Linked DNA regions of Homo sapiens: region 1 is linked to region 2. The links are chromatin loops, found by intact Hi-C in ENCODE. Cell type or tissue: Caco-2. All regions are shown on one strand. Links, peaks and the distances in the headings refer to the core of each region. The heading gives the core; the rest is flanking DNA. Region 1 has its middle 19 kb from the start of RARB-AS1. Region 2 has its middle 91 kb from the start of RARB-AS1.

Region 1 (5,385 bases), core at 264-5,263, 71 kb before region 2:
AAAGGAAAGATTTTCAAGCCCCTACCCCCTAAAAAAGTCAGAAAGAATATTCTTAGAATAAAGGAAAGTCTTTTAGCTTGAAATTTTTGTTTGTAAAAAACTTAGGCTTAAAAAATATTTTCTTACATATTCTCATTTCACAGAGGAGCACCGAAAACTTAATTGCCTGTCCGCCCCAGTGCATGAAACAGTATTGTGGAATCATCTTTCCAGCCTGTCTACTTCGATACTCCCCCTTGATTCTTCTGAAATTCTCCTATGAAATTGAATAGCCATATTTCTTTTGTTTTGTTTTTGTTTTTTTTTTGCTTGTTTTTTTTTGTGACAGGGTCTCACTTTGTCACCCAGGCTGGAGTGCAGGGGTGCGATCTTCTGGGTTCAAGCAATCCTCCTGCCCCAGCCCTCCAGGTAGCTGAGACTGCAGATGCACACCCCCATATGCGGCTAATTTTGGTATTTTTTTTTTTTTTTTATAGAGATGGGTTTTTACCATGTTGCTTAGGCTGGTCTCGAACTCCTCAGCTTAAGCGATCTGCCAACCTCAGCCTCCCAAAGTAATGAGGTTAAAGGTATGAGCCACCATGCCTGGCTGAACAGCCACATTTCAGCTGAGATAGGGGACTGATACAATCCCACCAGCATTTATTGGGGCCCTGCTATATGCTTGGACCCTAAAGTAGATGCTTTGCCAAAGCATATAAAAGCAGACATACCATCTTTTAAGTTAAGGTATGTCCACTCCTGTGTTCCCCTTTTGCCATTTGACGGAAGGAGTTCCTGACAAGAACAAGAACATGGGAAGAAAATTCTCCTGTCAAAGTGTGACTGATGCCATTATGCTGGGTGCCAGAGGAGATTGCTCAAATGCTACCATAGCCTGGAATTGTCTGCCAAAATGATGCTCTGTACCAACATTGAAAACCCAATCTTTCAAGTAAACATTGATAAGCATGTCTGTCTTTTGCTTTTCCTGGTGTTATTCCAACCTGAGGAAATACTGGAGAGAATCTTTTTTAGATCTCTAGTTTCACATGTTTAGATTGACAAGAAAGAAAAGATGGAATATGAACTCTTGGCTGGCAATAAGGAGGGTATGAGACAGGCTGCCTGTTTAAGGGTCATCCTTTCCTCTCCTTTCTTCAATCCAAATTTCTTTACGACATTCTGCCTGTTGCTACAATCCTGAGGATTCTGTCACAAGAAAAAAAAATGGTTAAATTTGGGCCTAACAATATGTTCACCACTCTGCAAGTAATCTCTTTACCTCATGAGGTAAAATGAGGCCCATGAACAATTCCAAATGCAAGGATAATATTTAGGAAATGCTCTCACTGGAGACTATCCAAAGAATGCATTCACTCTGTGCCACAGAGAGTTCATGTGTGCTCACAGAGACCCAGAACATGTAGGCAATAACATAACTCAATATAGATTGATAAGAACAAGTCCCCCTCACAAATGTAGGCTTTTTGAAAACAGTGGTTGACCAGTATTTAGGAACCATGAGCTAAAAATATTTTGATTGTGCCCTGTATATTATTTCCTTTATGTTGAGTTTTCCAACTCTCATTTTCAAAGTTCTGGTTTCATCAGTTTTCTAGGAATCTTTGTGCTATCTACACACATATTCTAAAATCCTTTAAAACAGAGGTTACTTCTATTAACCTGATCATTTATTTCACATAATTGGCACTTAATTGCAATTGTTGTGCGGATGTTGTTTCCTGTGTTTTTCTACCTATTATTTTACTAACAAAATAGTAATCCTGAGGGGTAGAAGGCAAAGCATCATATTCTAGTAGGGGGAACATGGGACTGGGAAATAATCAGTTGTAGGTTCAAATCTTTTCTCTACTACTTGTTAGCCTTGAGAACACAGTAAATTTCTCGATCTCTTTGAGCAACACTTTCCCATTTGTAATATAGAAATAACAACACCCATATTACAAGGCTGTAACAGGTACTGAAGAAAATGGATGTGAAGCCTTAGCACAGTCCATAATGCATAAAGGCCTTGAACGAATGGCAAGTCTAGTTGTGTCTCATCCCTATAGGGAAAAAGTCAGTAGGAAGAAATGTGTCCTGCACTCTCCATAATGATGCTCATATTTGCACAAGTGTGGTGTTTTAAAAAAATGGTTACACTATTGACAGACTTCCTATAGAGAGCTGTGAGATCCCTGTTTCCTCTCCATGAATGGAGGCACAGTTGTGACTACTGTGGTATGGCAGAAATGTTGCCATGTGATTGCTGACATTAGGTCACAAAAAGCTAGGCTGTTTCTACCTTGTTCACTGAAATAGTTGTACTGGAGCTGCCCCCATAACAAGTTAGATTACCCTGAGGTCTCCATGGTTGTGAGGAAACCAAAACCACATTGAGAGTAAGGCTTTTAGTCCACAATCTCAACCTTTGAATTATCCTAGCCCAGATAACAGACACGAAAATGAATAATCCTTCATGTGATTTCAATATCTGGCCTTCAAGTCACTCTTGGACTTTGGACATTTTTTTGCTGAGACCCTAGGTATTGTGGAGCAGAGATAAGCCATTTCTGTTGTGCCCTGCTCAAATTCCTAACTCAGAGACTCTGTGAGCAGAATAAATGGTTGTTTTATGCCCCTCAGTTCTGGGTGGTTTGTTACACAACAATTGTAACTGGAACATAGAACCATATTTTTAATTTGGGAGGGAGAGTAGAAAGCATGGATGAGACAGGCATGGTGGCTCATGCCTATAATCCCAGTACTTTGAGAGGCCGAGGCAGGAGGATCACTTTAGCCCAGGAATTTGAGTCCAATCTGGGCAACATGGTGAAACCCCACCTTCACAAAAAATTAGCTGGGCATGGTGACATGCACCTGTATTCCTGGCTAGAATCCCTTGAGCCTCCAGCCAAAAAAAAAAAAAAAAAAAAAAAAAAAGAAAGAAAGAAAACATGGTTGGCTTATATACCTTTTGCATGGTACACAGGACATTCTGGATAGGAAGCTAGAAGCCCAGAATGGTCTCATTTTCTGTACTGCCACATTTGGGAGAATTTTTAGGGCCTTTGAGTGATGGGAAATTTCTAGATATCCCCCAAATATCAAAACAAAGCATCAATTGAAAACTTAGATGTCAATGAATCAAATGATACTAATAGTAATCAGATTCTAGGATAATGATACAACTGAGATATGTCAGAAGTGTAAGGGAAGTTAATAAACTAAGATGCATTTTAATTGTCAAAAATGAAGTACTTAACGATATCTTTCATAATAAGAGGCAGCTTGTACAAATCTTTCAGAAATTTTACCCGTTTCACATGTTTAAAAGGCAAAGGAAGACAGAAATAAATTGTGCAAAGTTATATATTGAATTGCTGGTAAATAAAAGACAAAATTACTGGATATGGTTCCTCATGTTTTCTATTGCCTTGCATGTCAAATAGAAACAACCTTCACTGTGGCATTCAAGGCCCTCTCCGATACAGCCCAAACAAGTCTTCCATTGCTCTCTTACTTCATCACACACTCAAGCCAAATAGTTCCTGCTGAATCTCTAACCCATACTGCACATTCCAGCCTCTGAATCTTTGTCTATATTGTTCTTTCTACCTAGGACATAGGTTCTTAATCTTGGGTCCTTGGATGATGAATCTTAGAATGTGAATGAGCCTCCTGAGTGTGAAGCCCACATTTTGTGTAAATTTGCAGATGTGCATTATTCTGGGAAGGAGGTACATAGGATTCAACAGACTTTCATAGGGGGCTGTGAGCCAGTGTTGTTTAAAAATTGCTTACCACCTCCATTTTTTTTGGAGTAACCCCAATTCCCTCATGAGTCCACTTGCTTACTTATTCACAAATATTCATTGAGTACTTGCTCTGTGCCAGATACTGTTCCAGGCACTTGGGATTTAGCAGTGGACCAAACAAGCAAGGATCCTGCCCTTTTGGAATTCAGATTCTAACAGAAGAATCTGGATAATAAATCACAAAATAAAACAAAAAAAGAATAGATAAATTATATAGTATGCTAAAAGATAAGAAGTGCTATATAAGAAAAAAGAAACTGTAAGGAGAATCAGAAATGCTAGGAGAGGGCATTGAAATTTGAAAGAGAATGGTCAGGATAGAACCTACTAAGAAGATGTTTGAGCAATGAGTGGAAGGAAGTTAAGGAAAGATCTATATGGATATCTGAGAGAACATTTGAGCCAGTGCCAGGGACCCGAGATGGGAGTCTACTGTCATGTAAGAGGAACAGCAAAGGCGGCCAATGTGGCTGGAGCCAAGTCAGAGAAAGAGATGTTAGTAGGGATGAAGCTGAGGGGTGCCACAGATCATGTAGGACTTTGAGAGGAATGAGGGGCCACAGGGAGACTGGGAAATACAAGTGATGTCAACTGATCTGTGTTGTGCTGTGAAAAAGTTATAAGGCATGGAAAGGGTGGAGGCAAGGAAACGGTCTAGTAGGCTACTTCAATAATCTAGTTGAGAAGCAATGGTGGCTTGGACCAGGATGATGGTAGTGGAGAAGTCATTAGATTGTAGACCCATACTGTGGTGGAGTCAATAGAATTTCCTCTTAGATCAGATGTAGTATAAGACAGAAAGAAAGGAGACAAGAATGATGTCAAGTGGCCTAAGCAACTGGAAAGATGAAGTTGCCATCAACCCAGATGGCGAAAGTTGTAGGAAAGAAGGTTTTCAGGAGCAAGGCTGGAATTGAGTTCTGGACATGCTACGTTAGATATCTAAGTGGAGATACCTAGCTGGCAGCTGGATGTATGAGTTGAGCTCCAGATAATGTTTACCTGGAGGTAAACATTTGGGAGCCATCAATTATAGATATCATGGAGAGCCATCAGACTAGCCCCACAGCCTACGTTCCTTCTCTAACCTCTTATAACACTTCGCTTATACCTCCCTAGTGAAAATTTTTACATTTTTCTTTGTACTATAGTTTTCTGTATACTTCTTTCATCAACTTTCCTGGACAATAATGTCCTTAAATTATGTCCTATCCAATTTTGCACTCTTCGTTTTGCCTACAAAACATATGGGTTAGGTTGAATCAAAGCTTTTTTTTTAAAGCTCCTATCCACTCAACTTTCATGTTTCAATTGCCAGGACCTGTAAATCGATTGAAAGTAATAACTTTTTTTCTTACTCATCAACATTTGCCATAAAATCTAAGCTCTGTTCCTGGGCAAGATGGCTGAATAGGAACAGCTCCAGTCTGCAGCTCCCAGAGAGGCCAACGCAGAAGGCTGGTGATCTCTGCATTTCCAACTGAGGTACCTGGTTCATCTCACTGGGACTGGTTAGACAGTGGGTGTAGCCCATGAAGGATGAGCCAAAGCAGGGTGGGGCACTGCTTCACCCAGGAAGCACAAG
Region 2 (5,385 bases), core at 53-5,052:
ACAGGGAATAAGTTGACCCTCCCAGTTAGAGTGAGGGTTTTTTTCCCCCTCCAGTAATCCAGATAATTTCATTCTTTCTCTGCCAGACCTTTACCACTGAATAATTACAATAATTAAACTAAGAATTTTTGAATGTTTACTACCTGCTGGCTACCATGCTAAATATATTCATGTATGAACTCATTTCAACCTCATGTCGACTTCAAGAGGTAGGTACAATTAAAATCAACATGTTACAGATGATGAAACAGAAGCACAGAGATAATTTGCCCGAGTTCCCAGAAAGCTAGGAAATAGTGAAGTTACTTCCCACCTTTCATTTCCCATGGACATAGATAGCTTAATTTTCCTCTAAGTAGGAACTTCCAGCAAAACCCTAGTTACCAGCTTCTTTGGGGGAAAAAAAAGCCTTTTTGGCAGACTCCAGGCTGCCTTGCCCTTTGAATTTTCTACTGTGGGTTTGAGAGGATCTTTCCTTGTTTCTGGAATACTTCATGATGTATGTGTCTTCTTACCCTCTTCTAAGTTTCTTCTTTCAAGGCTCATCTCAAGTTTTGCCTCTTTTGGTGGATGTCCCTAGGGCTCATTCTATTATGTAAGATTAGGCATCCTTGAACATACTTTGCTTAGACAGTTGATTCAACTAGATCCTAAGTCTCTAATATAGAAAACCATGAAAATTTACTGAGCCAACAAGATGCACTTTTGAGAAACACATTTGGTGTGTGAGGCAAAGCTCCCTTTTCTCTAAATAAATCCTCCATCTCCATATATCCTTGTTCCCGTCCTGATACTTCAGAATTCTCCGTCTAGCTGCTGTGGTAAAGGGCCTAAGGGTCATGGAACTTGTTCTCAACATATTATTTTCTGCTGTTGGTGATCTGCCTTACATTTAGATTGGTATTCATTATCTAGCATGTGAGTGTCTTAGTCAAAACCAAAGGAGAAATAGTCCCATCTTGTCCACATATCACAGCAATAAAAGTGGGCCACTGACATATCGAATCTTAGGCCTGGGAGAATTTTCATTTAATACTTAAAAGAACACAGCCCTACATATTAGGCAAATAAAATAAAAGTGTCATGAGGCTGGGACTCTTTTTAATCCCATCATACAAACAAGAGACCAGAGAGGTTAATGTCTTAGTTTGTCCAGGTTGCTATAACAAAATACCTTAGACTGGGTAATACATAAACAATGGAAAATTATTGCTCACAGTCGTGGAGCCTGGGAAGTCCAAGATCAAGGTACCAGCAGATTTGATGTCTGGTAAAGTTCTGTTCTTCATAGATGGTATCTTCTCACTGCATCCTCACATAGTGGAAGGACAAAGGGGTCTCCCTCAAACCTCTTTTATAGGGGCACTAATGCCATTGATGAAGGCAGAACCTCATCACCTCCCCAAAGCTCCACCTCTTAATACCAACACATTGGGGACTGGATTTCAACATGTGGATTTCTGAGGCACACAAATATTCTGACCATAGCAGTTAAAATGCCCAACAGTCACAAAGCAAGCACAACCAGGATTTGAACACAAGTACTTAAGAGCTCTTGCTCTTAACTACTGTACCATGTTGCCCCTCTAGCATATGAGAGTTACACGGTAAGTGGTAACACATAGTCTATATAATTTGGGTAACATATTACTCTTTTGGGAAAATGGACAGATTGTCTTTCGAGAAAAAAGCAGAAATACTTTTTCCATGAGACACAGCAGGACTAATCACATAGTAAAGGGCTAACTGGGGCACTATTATCTGTGTATACACCTCGATACCCTGTGATAAAGACCAGAGCAGGGTAAAGGCAGGGAATGAATCTGAGAGCAAATCTGCAAAGCTGGTGATTTTTCCTCTTCCTTCCCCCCTCCACTCCCTCTTCCTCCTCTCTCTTCTTTTACAGAAACAGTAGGAGAAAAGACTGGGAGGCCACGAATACATTGCCAAATGACTTCTAGGAAGCTTCCGCCAACGGGCCGTTGGAAGGAGAGAAGCTATGGTCTCTCTCCTCTCTCCCTCTGCCTTAGGTGGCTTCTCCCACAGTGACTGAATTTCCTCTGTGGTTTTAGCTCCCACTGTCTGCCCCAGATCTTAACCTCCAACAGCACCATCTCTTCCTGTAGTCCCTTCAGCCTGGGTTGGGAGAGGGGTAGTGGCTTTCTGTTGTAGCTAATGTCTGGGTGGCCCCATTCTGCAGTTTCCTCTTTTAGCTCTTACATCAACTGTATGACCAACTCCCCATATTCAATTCCTTCTGCTAGAAATAGCTGGAATGGCATTTATTTTTCCTTATTGGATGCTGACTGGTAGAGAGAATGAATTCACTACCAGGACTTGCCTAAGGCCATGCGGTAAGTACTAAAGTTAAGTTCCTGTGGTTCAAATGTCTCTCTTCAAAACCTGGACTTTTCCTACTAGAATATGCTGCTTCTCAGTGAGTACCCAAGGTTTATAAACTTAATTCTTAACGAATGACAACATAATCAACATATGGTGTTTTTTGGTTTATCTCAGTCCTCTTTGGTTTTTTGATTATGCTGATCCTTTTGGCAAGTTCTGACTTGTTCATGGAATTCTTACAGATGTGGAGCTCTTTCCTGGGAAACAGGCTGCATTTTCCTCGGTGAATCCTTCGGTGAACATCCCCTCCTTACCTCCTCCGAAGTTATTGTCTCTGTGATACTTGGGCTGAAGCTAAGAAGGCTTATTCAAAGTAACAAAGCCCTTAGAACAAATGAGAAGGGTGCAGACAACCGATGAGCCATGAGTAGCCACTCCCAGTTACGACACATGTGAAATTGAGCTCCAGCATTCTTGGCTTGAATTTCAAAAATGCAACTAGGTTGTGACCCTGTGAGGCTGGCTAGGGTAGGTGAGCAGAACCAGTTCTTCATTTTGGTGGCAGAGAACAGGCAGAAGACAAACACATACCACCTTTTTAGCCAGAACTCCTAAACCTGAGACATTTCCATTTAATCAGACGAAAGCAAAGATAGAGATACTAGGTGATGATGGTTTTAGGAAAATGGGATTAGTTATTGTCATAGACAGCTGCTTCCTATCTCTGAACTTTTTTTTTTTTTTTTTTTTTAAATGGAGTAACTCTAGCCTCGGGAAATTCTTTTTCTCTTGTCCAGTGTTCTGCAAAATATCATCTGAAATTGGAAAATGCTGTGTTGTATGTTGGGTAATAGGCATTCTTCCCATCGTCAACAATACAATAGCATCAACTACAAAAAGAAGCATTAAAAATGTTAATAACAATGAACGTTTGAGGGCTTGTGATATGCCAGGCACTGGTCTAAGTGGTTCATTATAAAACATCAACTCTTAAGGACTTTATGAAGTAGGTATTATTATAGCCTCATCTTACAAATGACAAAACTGAGTACAGATAGGTGCTCACTGCCCAGACTGACACGGCCAGTAAGTGGCATAACTGGCATTTGAACACTGAAAATTCAGAGCCTTTGCCCACATTTTTAACTACAGTACTGTACTGCTTCTCCGTAACGTATCAGAATACAGATACAGGTATACGGCGAAAAATTCTACATAACGTGTCTGATCTGGTTGCGTGACTGCACAGCCAGGCTGTGAATAACTAGGAGAGCTAATCTTTTGTCTGCATTGGATTCTCAGCCACAGGAAAAAAATTAAAAATAACACACAAAAAACAAAACCAACCTCCTTTACTGAGTGTCTAGGATCTTTTTGGCTCTCGCGGAGAACACATCATGCTTAGTTTGCATTAAATTTTGGGAGCGTCTTCAGTTTCACAGACCCCAAAGGTATTTTCAGGCTGACACTAAGGCAAAAGCTATTTCTAAGTGACCAGCCTCGAATAGGGCAGGACCATGTTTTCTCATAACACAGGCCTGCAGCTAAAATCAAGGGCACGTTTAAACATGCCCATTTTGAAACCAACGCAGGGCTCTTTCTTCCCCACTTGCCAGTGGGGACAGCTGACCATATCAAAGGGAAAGGAGCTCCTGAGGAGTCTAGCTTCTGGAGACTTTGGTTTCTGAGGATTAAGAAAGCTAAAGAGGAAGGCATTAATATAAATCTTTCTTTGCCTAACTCTGTCAGGGATATGAAGCTACATAGAGCAACGCAAGCTCTCTCTTGTTTTAGAAGAACTTTTTCATCTTATAATCTACTTTAACAAAAACTACAAAGGTTTGTTTCTATAGGCTTTTCCCCATCTCTTCTTCCCACCTCAAAGGAAGACGGGGCATAGCATTTGGCTCCCCTCTTTGAGAGAAAGCTCACCATTCACTTAGTGACATGTCCCTGCCCACATGAAAGAAAATGCTGTGTGTGCCCCACTTTGCCTTTAGACTCTGTGACATCGGGGAGGACTTGCTCAATGTGGGACATTTCTTGGACACATTTCCAAATTACATTTTGGTGGGGTGAGGGTGGGAAGGGGCTATCTCACCATCCAATGGCCCTAAACTCGCTGCATCGCCAGCAGTGAAGAACAGTCTTTGTATTTTTGTTAATTTGTCAAATTCTCCTACTGGGGACAAGAGAGCCAACTCTGCTCATCAGCAACCCCTGAAGCAGGGTATTCTTCAAGAAAAGGATGGGGAGTTTGAGAAACAATTAATCTCTATCAAGGTTTGGCAAAAAAAAAAAGTGGGAGGAAGACTCACTACCCCCTTCTCACATGTTAGAAACAACGTTGTATTAAATTGGTAAAATTTTAGTGAGAGGAGTGGTTCTGTCAATCCCCATAAGAGAGGGAAAGTTAAAGTCCTGGGTTAAAGATTAATATTCCAAGTTCAGAACAAAAGGATGTTCTTTTGTGCCTCTGTGCTTATGCCTCTGAATGTAAACATTGTTCTGAGAGCCATTTTTTCTTTGCCAGATCTTTAAAGGGTAATAAATTAGCCCGTGGACAGCCATACAAGCTGCTACTAGATGTGAATGTGAATGTGTCTGAAGAAAAGGCTGACTTTCAATCAAAGTCTATTGAAAGAATGGTTGGATTTTCTAAAGAAGCATGTTGTGCCTATTAACCAACTTACAAAAGGGGCCATTTCCTTGATTTATGTTTGGTTGCTATAGAGATCCTGCAGCCCAGACTGGCAGGTGAAGCTCCCCTCTAACAATCTCAGAGGTTTTTCTTAGTTATCCTCTGAGGCTGAACTGCTGCAGTGGGTAAAAGGCAAACAAGCCGTGTGTGTTCAAAAAAAAAAAAAAAAAAGCAAACATCTGGCTCAAGCATTTTTACCCATATCTCTTAAATTATGACTTATTATATCTGAGACTTAGGGCAAGCATTTTTACAGCACTTGAAAACATGAGTACAAAGAAAAGTTTATTTTTCTATTTGGGACCATTAATGACTGGTTTCTGCAAGTGCAGTTTATTGCT

What was found. Hi-C counts contacts between places; a loop is a spot of excess contacts. Peaks named below come from ENCODE experiments on the same cell type or tissue, not always from the same donor. Only the 100,000 strongest peaks of a DNase experiment are listed, where the experiment ranks them.
Region 1: a loop joins it to region 2, with 1.9 times the contacts of the local background. A loop is called at or near these places in 1 of 110 quality-filtered maps.

Annotation. Positions count from the first base shown.
Region 1 is chr3:25,362,740-25,368,124 of GRCh38, reverse strand. It overlaps a transcript of RARB not described here. Among named protein-coding and RNA genes, the nearest start is that of RARB-AS1, 19 kb to the left of the region's middle. In Caco-2, for the core only: no CTCF peak of the experiment used is centred there; no DNase peak of the experiment used is centred there.
Region 2 is chr3:25,291,307-25,296,691 of GRCh38, reverse strand. It overlaps a transcript of RARB not described here. Among named protein-coding and RNA genes, the nearest start is that of RARB-AS1, 91 kb to the left of the region's middle. RefSeq lists enhancers at 1,640-2,839, 4,689-5,278. In Caco-2, for the core only: no CTCF peak of the experiment used is centred there; a DNase peak (open chromatin) is centred at 2,811.